2 separate regions of the Homo sapiens genome follow, and region 2 is linked to region 1. Evidence: chromatin contacts called from ENCODE Hi-C or POLR2A ChIA-PET data. All regions are on one chromosome and are shown on one strand. Each heading gives the region's core, a stretch centred on a gene start or an enhancer-like site at or near the end of the contact. The rest is flanking DNA. Distances are from core to core; before and after follow the strand shown.

Region 1 (6,346 bases), core at 2,324-4,823:
ACCTTTCCTTACCAGTTTCCTCATCTGGAAAATAGGAATGAAAAGACTTAACCTGACAAAATTTGGGAGGGGGTCAAATAAAACAATAAAAGTGAGAATATTAAACACATTGCCTGTACATACTGGGCACCCACCAAATATTTGCCTCATTTTTTTTTTCTTTTTAAATCAGAAGTTTGTAGAAGATGCTCAAGTGTCTTGGTAGTTGACTATTGGTGATGATCAAGGTGGAAAAGCTTCCTTGGCTTTGTTTCAGAACATGTCCTTGGATACTTAATTTCATAGCTTTCTTTGTGTGGCCACCGTGTCTCCCCACTGATGCAATTGGGAAGCCTACCTTGGCCTCTGATGCCCTCATTATCCTGGGGCTTGGGGGTGGAGTAGGAATTCAGGCCCTCCCTGGGCTCCCCTTGTCAGTTCATCATCTGCACATCCCTGGGGTTTAACCACTGTGTTCTGTGGATCCGTCTAACATTAGGCCGTGCTCGCTCTCCTCTGTGGAGACCATGAAAGCTACTCTTATGAGATGAGAAGCCTTCCATGCTAGGAATAAAGAACTGAGTCATGGTTCTGGCTCTACCTATAATTAACAGTGTACCTTGGACGAGTCACTTCCTTTCTCTGAACTTCTGTTTCTTCTTTTGTTAAAAAAGAAAAAGAAAAAATGTTTGGGATCAGCCCTTCTAAAACCATTGTGAAAAGGAAACTCATTAGATATGGATTGTTAGGTACTCAACTGATAACATTATTTACCAATGTGAACAATTTTTTTTAGCTATTTTTAATTACTGCAGAGTTTTCTGTGATGCAACCAGCCATGATGGAGCGAGCTTGAACTGGCTCTAATTAATGTACTTGAGCGTCTGTTTTACCATGTGGTGTTTGTTTGTTCCAATCTTTAGACCCTCAGATTGATGGAGTTGGGCCAGTTTACTAAGTTGCCGTGGTGAACAGGACAAAAAGATGATGTTCCTTTGGGTTTTACTTTACTCATTGAATATTTTGTTATTGACAAGTGAAGTCTATGGAATTTCTCTTAGCAGCAAGATTTTTTTGTGTGTTTGAATCTTTTTAATTTTATGGAAGTTTACTTTTAGAATTTAAAGATTTTCAGAATTTAAAGACTGTCAGAATTTACAGAGCCCTTAGCCACCATGTATGTATTCCAGTCCCCTCACTTTGCAAATAAAGAAGTGGAAGCCCTGGAGGTGTAATGACTCAGGCAAGACTTCAATCCAGGTCACTTCTAAGATTATGCCTTGTCTTACATTTTCCCCCAAGTATATATTGATATCCATTTTTCAGGAAAGCATGTCTCTAGATGCTTTCTATCGAAGAACCACTAACATTGTATTAAAGGACTATTTACAATTATGAATTGTGATTTGATTTTTGTCTTGTTTGTCATCAATGGCCTTGACTTCCCATCAAGGTCACAAGACTGTGGATAATTTGGCTTCTTTTCTCCTTGTGCAGCTACGGATGATATTTCCTTTTTTCTTAACCATCTCATATGTTATGTTTTATCACATTAAAGAGACTTGTATAGAAGATAAATCTACCCCATTACCACCAACATGGCCGATCCCTATGCTTAGGGACTCAGCTTTGGACAGACTCATTTCTGATTTACCTGGCATTTTTCCTGAATCTTGGCAAACAGGGCTGAGTTTCCACCATTTATTGCCACATAGTATTATAATAATTGCAGAAGTTGGAAGAATTCTAGAAGCTGTTGGAGGAACATGAAAACTGCTGTTCTGCAGATTCCGCTGACCATTACAGTCATATGGAGATGACAGAGGGTGTGACAGATCTAGATGTGGCCATGGAGGGAATGTGACTAAATTTAAGTAACTTTCTCCCAGTAGGCACTCAGGAGAGATGAGTTGAATGGAACTAAATGGTAGATAGAGCCACACAGGAGAAGATGTTTTGCCATAAAGGCAACAATGGTGAAATGAATATCTGAATCCAATAAATTAATTGCTCTAATAAGTAAATGGCCTCTGTGGGCTACTCAAAGGAACTTTATCTTTGTGCATTTAAATGATGATATCTAATAGAGTCACTGTCCCTGAGCTAACTGGCAGTATTACTGAAGAGTTGTTTTTGGACTGTTTCTATGTGTAGTGGAAAGTATCTTTAAAAAAAAAAAAAGGTGGGTCCCAATGGATGACTCATACCAGAGGATGCGAGGGTTTGGGAAAGTAATATGAGTAACTCTCAATTTTTATTCCATTTAATAAGTTGTAAGACATTCGCCAGATGTGTGCTTTGAACAAGAAATTGCAGATGAGGGGACAGGTCTTTGGAGACCATATTCAAGTTTTCATTGAGTCCCAGCCCAATGCTAGATACACAGTAGATTCTTGATAAATATTGTTGATGGGTTAAAAAACAAAACAGTGAACTCGCCTAATGTATACCTCTTTTAAAGAAATGTATCTGGGACTTAAAGTTGAGAAATATTAACACAGACTATGTCCCCCTTTGATTAAAAAGTAAGTGCCCTATAGCAGTGGTCCCCAACCTTTTTGACACCAGGGGCCGGTTTCGTGGAAGACAGTTTTCCACTGACCGGGTGGGGTAGGGGATGGTTTCAGGATGATTCAAGCACTTTACATTTATTGTGTACTTTATTTCTATTATTATTACATTGTAATACATAATGAAATAATTACACAACTCATGATAATGTAGAATCAGTGGGAGTCCTGAGCTTGCCTTCCTGCAACTACACAGTCCCATCTGGGGGTAACAATAGTGACAGATCATCAGGCATTAGAATCTCACAAGGAGCCAAAACCTAGATCCCTTGCATGTGCAGTTCACAATAGGGTGTGTGCTCCTATGAGAATCTAAAGTCTCCACCGCTGATCTGACAGGAGGTGGAACTCAGGCGGTAATGAGAAAGATGGAGAGTGGCTATAAATACAGATGAAACTTTGCTTGCCTGCCGGCCACTCACCTGTTACTGTGCAGCCTGATTCCGTGGCCCTATAGAATGTTTATTTGTTATCATCACTCAGACACCCTTCAGGATGACTGACGTTATTCTTACAGAACAGGGATCCTCGATTGTTTGGGGGGATGCATCACTTAACTCTTTCCGGAATCTGTTGATAGCACAGGAAATTTTACAAAATTGATGTGTGATTTCAGGGGATTTATGGATCCCAGCCAAGACCCCTGTTAAGAGTTTCTCTTACAGAGGAAACTGGAAGGGTCTTAAAGCTCGGTGATGGGTGACGTATCTCCAAATAATTGTTTTCTGACCCTCAACTCCCAGCACTTGGTGGAAAATGAATTCTGACTGGAGAGTCAATGCTAGTTGATGATATAATCGGTCACTATTTTTTCCCACCGCCTCACCCAATCCCCTGACTGGGCCCCCAACTTCCTGGTGGGTTAGAACACAAACTATTTCTGAGGGAAAATAAAAAGCAACGTACACTTTTGAGAGCAATCTGCCGAGTGGAGAAGGCTCCCAGCAGCCACCTACGAATCTCCCCTCACGTCAGAGGATATGAGTAGGATGGTTTCAGGGAGCTTGCCTCCCCCACAGCACTTTTCTAGTTTAAATTCTAATGGGCGAGAGACGCTGTAGCTCATGTCACCACAGGAAAGGCCCTTGGTGCCAGAGCTCCTGCTGCAGAGCACAGCTCAGCACCAGACATTCTTTCTTATAAAACAAATGAGCTCTGGGTGGAAATAAAAATAGCCTCCAATGATAAAGTAATGTAAAAATAAAAAGGAATATACGTTCTCTAGAAAAACTGGAAAATGTGAACAATAGTTTGACAATCCCACCTCAAAGCCATAGCTACATTTTGATGTATTTCCTTCCTGTCATTATATACAAACCTTTAATTTTTTTTCATTATGAAATATTTCAGACATACAAATGGTATAAAGATAATAGAAAACCCCATGTAGCTACCAATGCAACTGAAGAAATACGCCCTAAACAGTGATGCCAAAGACCCTTGCAAAAACCTTTGCTTTGCGGAGTTTGATGTTTATTTCTGCTTTGCATGTCCATAAATTTGCTATGGACATGTATCCCTAAAGAGCATATATATTTTTAACCAGCTTTTAACATTTATATAAGCATACACAGTTTTTAAAAATTGAGATCGGGCAGGCATAGTGGGCCTATAATCCCAGCACTTTGGGAGGCCGAGGCGAGAGGATCACTTGAGCCCAGAAGTTCGAGACCAGTCTGGGCAACACAGGGAGATCCTGTTTCTACAAAAAAAATAAAAAATTAGCCAGGTATGGTGATGCATGGCTGTAGTCGCCGCTACTTGGGAAGCTGAAGTGGGAGGATCGATTGAGCCTGGGAGGTTGCTGCAGTGAGCTGTGATTGTGCTGCTGCACTCCAGGCTGGGTGACAGAGTAAGACCCTATCTCAAAAAAAAAAAAAAAAGGATTATAGTACAAATTAATTTATTCATGAATTTTTCACTTACTATATTATGAACGTGTCATATTATGAAATATTCTGTAAGAATATTATTTTTAATAACGATAGAGTACTTTATCAAATGTGTTCATTTAAATCTATTCCACCAACCCTTTACTGGGTATTTAGATAAGTTCCAACTTTTCGCTATTATAACTAATGCTGATGGGCATCCAGGAACATGTTTGTGTAATCTCTTTTATCAGTTGGATAAAGTTTGAGATATGAAATTCCTGGCTAAAAGAGTATGAATATTTTTACAATCTCTGAATAGGTTTATCCTCTGCTTCTGGCAGTGAAGTGGAAATGAACTTTAGAGCTGTTGAGTATCTTGTGTGGAATCTCACAGGCATGGGAGATTGTTTTCAGCTTTCCCTGGCCCTTCTCTCTTCCGACTGCATGACCAGTCCCTTGCTAAGACTATGACTTGAGATGGGACATTTACTTCCCCCCTCCACCCATCCTGCCACCCTTTAGGAAAGCCCCTGACAGGGCCCACACGCCTCTCTTGACTGGTGGGGATGGAGCTGGTGGCGATGGAGCTGGTGGTGGGGCATCTTTTCTATGCTGGTGGGGCTTTCCCATGGGAGCACATGGCTGGACCATCACTTGGAGTGGGATAGGATTGGGATTCACATTCTTCCTGCATTTTTTTTTTTGTTTTGCTGATTTGCAACCATCAAGATGAGCCCTGTTTAATCTCCTGGCAAGGAATACTTGGGAAGAATGTGCTCACAGCTCTCAGTGCTTTTGAGATCCATGTATTGTTGTTGTTACAACCACTCTTCTGTCCCCTTTGAGAAATCTACACAGAAATCCACATGGCAGATGTTTGAATCTCACCCCTTCCCTCTCTTCCTAAGTTGAGGAAGAGCTGAGCTATGGTCTGCCAACAGTGGAGGAGGCTCTTCTGGAGCTCACTAACATGACTGCAAGACCCTCATTGAGGCCGAGCAGTATTCAGCGTCTCTGTGGCCTCCTCACTGGCCTCCCTACCTCTTTGTAGTCTGCCCTCCATGTATCAGCCAGGGACATCTTTCCAAGTGTAAATTTTATCTTGTCATGCCTGCCTCTAGGTTCCCAGACTGTGCTTCCAAAGCCTTGCACCGTCTGGCCCCTGCCCACCTCCTGAACCACTCCCTTCCACCTTTTACACATGCAGGCCAACCATGCTGGTTTTCTTTCAATTTCTCCAACTCCTCATGCTCCATCTTGTCCCTGGGCCTCTGCACATACTATTCTCCCATTTGTGGAATGCATGCTGTTTCTTCTCCCCGCATTTCACCTGGCTCATGCCCCCTTACCCTTCATATCTAGCTCTCCTCTAAGAAGCTCCCAGACTTCCCAGGATTCCTTTATACCTCTCCCTCCAGCCATTCCCTACCACCACCACCACCCCACTCTCACAAGCTTATGTTGCCATCCTAGCCTTTATCACCCAGCATTGTGATGCCTGCTTCCATTTCACCTTCAGAGGCAGGCTGTGACCCTTCACAGGGAGGGCTGTGTTCCACTCTTTTTACATCCCTAGCACCTGGCACAAGGCCTTGCCCGTAGCAGGTGCTGAATAAACATTGAATGAAGGTATGCTTGAAGTTTCTTCTATTGTATGAATAATTGAAAGAAAGGGACAGATAAATGTTTAAAAAGTCAGTAGCATTTCAAAAAAAAGGGGGCTTGGGATAGAATTTTTAAAATTTAAGGCAGAAGATGAGATGAACATATTTATCTCAGATGTGTGATGCCAGGAAGTCTTTTGGACTTCAATCACTCGGGTACAGAAGGCTGTTCCTGATTTTTGTTATAGTATATGGTATAGTTGTGATCTGTTTGCAAGCTCACCAATAGCCTGTGAATTCCCTCAAAGCAAATACATAG
Region 2 (6,346 bases), core at 979-3,478, 90 kb after region 1:
GAACCTTGAAAAAAAAATGTGAAAAGGAAAAAAGAAAGGTGAATGTTTTGGACTTGCCATGGGCTGTCAGATTTGGAAATGTGGAGTCTTCCTAGAGGAAGACGCTACAGAAAGAAAAAGGGAACAAGCTAGTGGCAGAAAGAGATGGAGTTGGGCCAGATGGCCGAGGGGGGCAAAATGGTAAGTCTTCCCTGTGGGTGCTTTCTGAACCCAAGGCCAGGGCAAGCTCCCATTTCAAGTGTGCTATCTTATGTTGGCATACTAACATTTCATAATCGCAAGTCACGCAGGCATTTCAAGAACGACCCCAGGCAAATACAGAGAAGATAACTAAAGGTCACTGGGGAAGACTATTTTTAATTTTTGACTTCACACAGGTTGGGGAGGGGTGGAAGTGGCTCATCAATATCATGTTAGGTTTTGGCAGTCTTGGTTCATTTTCTCAGCCATCCTGGTGATTGTGTTGGGGATGTCTGGGTGTGATCTTGCAGAAGGAGTCAGAAACCACTGTAAAGAAGGAAATAAGCTGTTAGAAGAGGGAAAACTGATGGTTTCTTGTGTGTAAGCCACAGATGCATGATGAACTGTCACCTCCACCTCCTTCCTCCTCAGATGTTTGGTGGTGACTTATCTGAGAGCTTTGAAGGAGAGAGCATCAGAAAAGACATGTTGCATTCTCTTATTAGTCTCTGAATGCTTTATGCCCAGGTTCCAAAGGCCTAGAAGAGTGAGCTTGATTCTGGCACCAACATCGAGGAACAGGAGCTTGCTTCGGAAGTCTCTTAAATGCAGCATTTATTTCTAAGCTGGTTCTTATAAGAGCTTCCCAAGTAGCTGGGGACAGGGCAAAGGTAGGCTTAGCTTCTTGGAATTTCAGAGTCTGTTTCTGGAATGAGAGGACTGGATTAGTTCATTGTTTCCCAGAAGGTGGGTTTCATACCACTTGGGCAGCTCAAATCTTATAAAGACAAATCACAAAATAATTTAATCACTTTCCCTTTTAAATTATCTGATCCTTCTGATTATTTCAAGTTTCCACTTGGAATTAGTGTGTCTTTAACACCTCCCCATCACTTGATAATTTCCCTGTGTAACTAAGTGTAGGCCTCAGGGTTCATTTTTTAAAGTTAGTTTCTGTTTATGGCAGGTGATAGTGATTTTCCATTTAAGGCAGTGATAGAGTTTATTTTTACAATAAGTTTTTAAGTAAAAAATGACTAATTAAGGAAATAGTACATAATAGCTCAGGTGATATGTACATATGGCAAAAAATTATCATGGCAATACAGAGAGTTTGGAAACAGTGAACAAGGCATGTTCTGAGGGGCTTTCTAGGATTAGAATTCTACAATAAGTTCCCAAGTTTGACACAGTCACTTGCAAACTAAACTTGAAATTTGGACATTTAGCATAGGACCCAAATTTCAGATACTAAGTAGATAAAAATTGGCTTTAATGTGTTATAGGAAATGAATCTGTGCTACGTTAGCCAACTTAAAAAATAAAAGTAGATTTCTGTTCTCAGAACATAAATCTTTTTCTTTTCAAAGCGTCAAAGAACATGCCAAAGTGCCAGCTAAAATGATTCAAACCATCCTGTTCCTTTTTTCCTTCACTCTGGTGGGAAGGATTGGGTGAGATTACACTTTAATTGGAGTCAGCCCTAGAATGTACTGGTTAAGAATTTGGATTTGGAAGTCAGCCTGAACTGAGTTTGAATCCGCACTTGGCCACCTGTGAGCTGAGAGATCTTGGACTTGTGTCTCATCCTCTAAGCCCTAGTTTCCTCATCTGAAAATTGGGAATTTGCAAGGGAATTGTGAAGATGAAATAGGCATATAAAGGGCTTCCACCAAACAAGTACTTAATAGGTCATTAGCAGCAGCAGCAGCAGCAGCAGCAGCAGCAGCAGCAGCAGCAGCAGCATCTATCTTGAACGTAGATCAGTTGAGTAGAAGCTATAGGTGGTTATACTTAGCAAGGCATCTGCTAGGAGGTAGCTCCTTCCTTTGTAGGAAATAAAGAGATCAGAGTTAGCATTGGGCATTATTATTTTTAAAACAAAAGATGTTCCAAGCATACTGGCAAGCTTCACATTCATTTCTGCCAGGTAGAATAACAAAAAAATCTAGTGTGGCTTTCTGGTTGTTCCCAGAATGACTTTCAGACAGGGGTTGGTGTGTGAGCTCTGGGTAGAGAGGCACCCTGGCCAGAGGAGTAGGGAGCAAGTTGTCCTGAGGCCGGCTCCCACCTGACATGCATCATCTGAGAATCCTAGCCAAGTGCCAACCACGGACACAGACCCAAGGCAAGCAGATGAGGGTGGATTAGGTTGCTTTGAGCTCTTCATGCCCTATTCATTTGCAGGGTGCTTTAACTATAAATAGATCCTTTGTTGGAAATGTAGGGAAACTCCATAGTGTGATGGATATGAGCTGGTAAAGAGCTAGACAACTAAAAAATGACCCCTAATGCTCTTTAATTGTCCATAAATATTTATTGAGACCTGGCTCTGTGTATCATGTTCCCCCTGGTTTAGAAAAGCCATGCTTTCTGTCCTCAAGGAACTTCTACTTCAGTTTGACCAAGTCATTAACAACACGACAATACGGGTAGTGACTGTCAACCACGAGGAGGGGGAGAAGCAGGCAATTTCATTGGGGAGCTTGGCAGACTATGGAGGGGGAATACTGAGAAGTGGTCATCCAATAGGCTCCCTGATGCTGGATGCCCGCCACCCCCCAGTCCTCAAGTGTGCCCTTAGCAGAGGGCAGCATCTTCTGGGGGCACATAAGCGGGACACCTTTGAACCTGGGCTCACTAAGATTCTGAGGGAGGAGTCAAGAGGAGCTGCTGATTCCAGAGTGATAGGGCTTGAATGCCAAATGAACATTCTGTCCTCCTCCACACCCTGCGTCAGTGTCTACTTCCTTTCTGCCTCTACAGCCTATTCGTTTCAGGGTTCCTCCCTGGTTTAGGAAACTAACAATGCTGTGGTTAATTAAGAACCCAGGCCTTGCTGAGTTAATAGCCTTGGGCTCAATTTGGACTGTGTGACTTCAGGCGAGGCCCTTAACGCCTCTGAGTCTCAGTTGCCTACACTGTGAAATGGGTATATTAATAGCACTAACTTAAGAGAAGTCAAGGAAATAATGCACAGAAAGCACTTTGGCACAGCCTAGCACAAAGTCCTCCTGTATATTGCTATTATATTATTATTATTATTATCAGAGGAAGTTGTATATCCTGGGAAGCCAGTGTCGGGGTGGCGGGGAAAGTTTTCAAGGCAGGTAGATTTGAATTCAGATTTCACCACTGCCAGTTAATTACTGGGTATGACTTGGAGGAAGTCATCTCACTTCTCTGAACACCTGCTTCCTCCTCTATGAAACAGGATAACGGGGTTGCTGTATGGCATAGATGAGAGCGTTTGTGACTCCATGGCTCTCAGTGCCTCCTTTCCTTTCCTAGGCTTCCCTCATTGTTTATATAGTGCTTCAGAGTCACAAGAGTCACACCTGCGTCAGGTGTAGTAGGATGACTGCTCTGTTTCTAGAAAATTGCTAGAGTCTATGAGTAGGCAAGTGCCTTGGCAGGGTATAATTTATTTAATCGCAATTGATCGAAGCTTTGCAGGGTCAAGTGGCCCTCTGCACAGTCCTGCTTTGCAAACTCAGGGGCGCCCCTCGCTTGACTCTCAAATGTTGGGGCAGAGGGAAGGAGGGCCTGGCATGTAAAAGAAGAACCTTCCACTTCATCCTTGTGCCCTTCCCAACCTGGCAGTGCTTGGGAAACCTTTACCAAGGAAATTATTTTGCCAATTTAGACTCCCAGCAGTCTTCAAAGGAATCCTCCCCTCTGTAGATGGCCCATATTGGAAAACACTTGAGAACCTTGCTGCTCTCTGCTGCAGGCATCCTTTGCCTCAGGAATAAATACCATTTTTATTTTACCACCAGAATGTCCTTGTCTTTTCTGGAAACTTTTATTGACATCCCTTACCACTGACTCTACAATGGCTAGCCAACTTTTTTTTTTTTTTTAACAAAACCCAACAACCAAATCACAGGTTTGTATTTATTCTTTCATTTTAAGTCAGTTGCCACTGTCTACCCATTTTCCCCATTATCTCTTTGGAATTGAAACTAGCTGAGAGTGATGCTGGGAGCAGAGCTGAGTCTCTGAGCTCCTTGCCTTCTTTGTTGTGTGCTGCATCATTTTTTTATATTCACAGGCTTCTGCATTTTAATAAACTGTAGATAATGATACATCTGGTTGCATATTAATTGCTGAGAGTTCAAAATAACACGTAATCACTATGTTTCAAGGTTGCAGATGTACAGCACTGAGAGCCAGTGTTTGTTATGAACCTTTGGAAAAATCCGTTGTTACTGGGTATTTTTAAATTCTTGTCATTAAAAATGCACTACAGGATGGAAAGTGTCTCAACAAATGAAATCAGTTTTGTGTTGTGCACACATGCACATACACCCCTCCCAAAGAATAACATTTTGAAGCTATTCATCTGCTCATTTGGGGGGTGTGGGGGCAACAGAAATGCCAGATGAATCCATTATAGATTACTTACCTCACAGTTTCCTGAACAGCATGCTTTGTATCTTATTTATCTGCATACCCTTGCTCAGTGAGTGGTAAGATGTCAGCTGAAAGCCAAAAACAGGAAAGTTTAAGATTTTTAAAAATTTATTTCCAATTTAATCAATCCCATGTGGTTGTTTGACTAGTAGCTTTTTCCATTCTGAATAATCAGATTTCAATGTATTCTGTTTTCGGCTGGGAGCAGAGTGCTCTAAAACACCCGGGTGCTGTGTCCCCTGGTTCTAAGTGTGGACATGTGCTCCTGAGGACACACATGGACCAAACATTTGAAGGGATAATTTGTGCTAGAAGGGACAGCTGGGAGTTAACCAGGGAGCATCTTGAACATATTTTGTGTTTCTTTCTGGAGGTCACATCTCTGCAAGGCCTGTCTGCTCAAAACCGTTGTTCTTGTCAAAAACGGAAACCAACTAGACATCAAGAGAAGGGGATCCATTTTCTTCTGCAGACCCAGTGCCCTTGGTCAGACGTCCCTGTAGTTTTTACCCAGCAACCAGTTAGGATCCCTGGTCCCTGTCTAGTTTTCAGTCGGATGACAGACCTGACTGTCAGCTTTGCTTGCCTGAGATGTGTTTGATCATCCCAGATTCAGCTGGAACAGTCTGTCCTTCCTTTGGGACACTGAGATTAAGATCTGAGCACCCTTTTTCATCTCCCTACTTCTTTTTCCTCTTCTGGGAAGCAAGATAATGCTGAGCTTCAAAGAACGACAGATGGATGAGAAAGAGAGAGGACTTTTCTGTGGTTCTGTGTGGTCCTTTCTTGGTTACACATTATTTTTGTGAAGTTTCACCTTGCACATCCGACATGGGTTGAATGACCAGAGTTCCTCTCATTGCCTAATTCCAGACAGTATTGGGATCTGGCAAGACTGGAGACCAGCTCTTCTAGCCCATAATTCAGCAGTGTTGGTGGCAGTGGGCGGGTGGGAGGATAATGCAAACCTCAAGACCCATCTATAAGGACCCAAGATTAGGACTTGGGTCCTTATCTTGAGATTTTACTGCTTTCCTTTCTTCCAATATAGCCTTGAATCCTGCCAGACCACCGCTAGTTTTGCCGTATCCAGCCAGAGCTTGACTAAACAGATGATAAAACCACAGGAAGAAAAGGAAGGCAGGAATATGGCATCAAAATACATGGTCTCGTAGCAGCCTCAGTGGCCAGAGCAGTTATTGGTATGATTCTGGCAGGTGACGTGGAACTCTAGCTTTGTCCCTGGAAGGATCAAGGCAAAATCCAGTGCTGCAGGGAATAGAAGAGGGCAGGGGCGCAGGCTGGCAGAGAGACCATGCCTCTCCCAGGACAACAGAAATAAGGACAATACTCTGATATTTACTGAGGACTAACAGGCGGGTGTCTGCCAAGCATATTATACACCTAGTCTCCTGTGATCCTCCCAACAACTCTGTGAGAAGGTAGGAGAGTCATCTTCACTTCACAGTAGAGGAAACTAGCTTATAGAGGTTATATTTTGGGCCCAAGGTCGTAGGGTATTGCACTCTGACCAGACAGGTTGGCTCATATTTTATCCTTAGATCCTTTGCAAAGAATCAATGCACTCTTTGGGCCAGAGTGATAAGAACTTTGTCACTTGCTGCAGAGGCATTCAGATTATTCCTAAGCTCTGAGAGAGCCCAGAAAATGTCCTTAAAGAAGCAGGAATGGAACTCCAGTGGCATCCTTTTCCTCCTTCTCCAACCCCACCCAAGGGGAAGCGAGGGAA

What was found. Hi-C counts contacts between places; a loop is a spot of excess contacts on that map. ChIA-PET counts read pairs that join two places held with the same protein, here RNA polymerase II (POLR2A). Pooled maps may share reads with other maps.
Region 2: a pooled map shows a loop between it and region 1 (2.0-fold over the local background). The contact joins two enhancer-like sites. A Hi-C loop is called at or near these places in 8 of 50 pooled maps. POLR2A ChIA-PET finds 5 or more read pairs at or near these places in 10 of 52 experiments (CD4-positive, alpha-beta T cell, HEK293, OCI-LY7 and 4 more).

What each region holds. Positions count from the first base shown.
Region 1 is chr3:56,875,463-56,881,808 of GRCh38, reverse strand. It overlaps a transcript of ARHGEF3 not described here. Among named protein-coding and RNA genes, the nearest start is that of ARHGEF3-AS1, 61 kb to the left of the region's middle. Within about 2 kb of position 3,573, at least 5 of the 41 ENCODE cell types and tissues checked have a DNase peak (open chromatin) inside an H3K27ac peak, as active enhancers do; they include CD4-positive, alpha-beta T cell, where a contact is called at or near this core.
Region 2 is chr3:56,784,601-56,790,946 of GRCh38, reverse strand. The region is part of intron 1 of ARHGEF3 (Rho guanine nucleotide exchange factor 3); the gene reads left to right. Among named protein-coding and RNA genes, the nearest start is that of ARHGEF3, 14 kb to the left of the region's middle. Within about 2 kb of position 2,228, at least 14 of the 41 ENCODE cell types and tissues checked have a DNase peak (open chromatin) inside an H3K27ac peak, as active enhancers do; they include CD4-positive, alpha-beta T cell, where a contact is called at or near this core.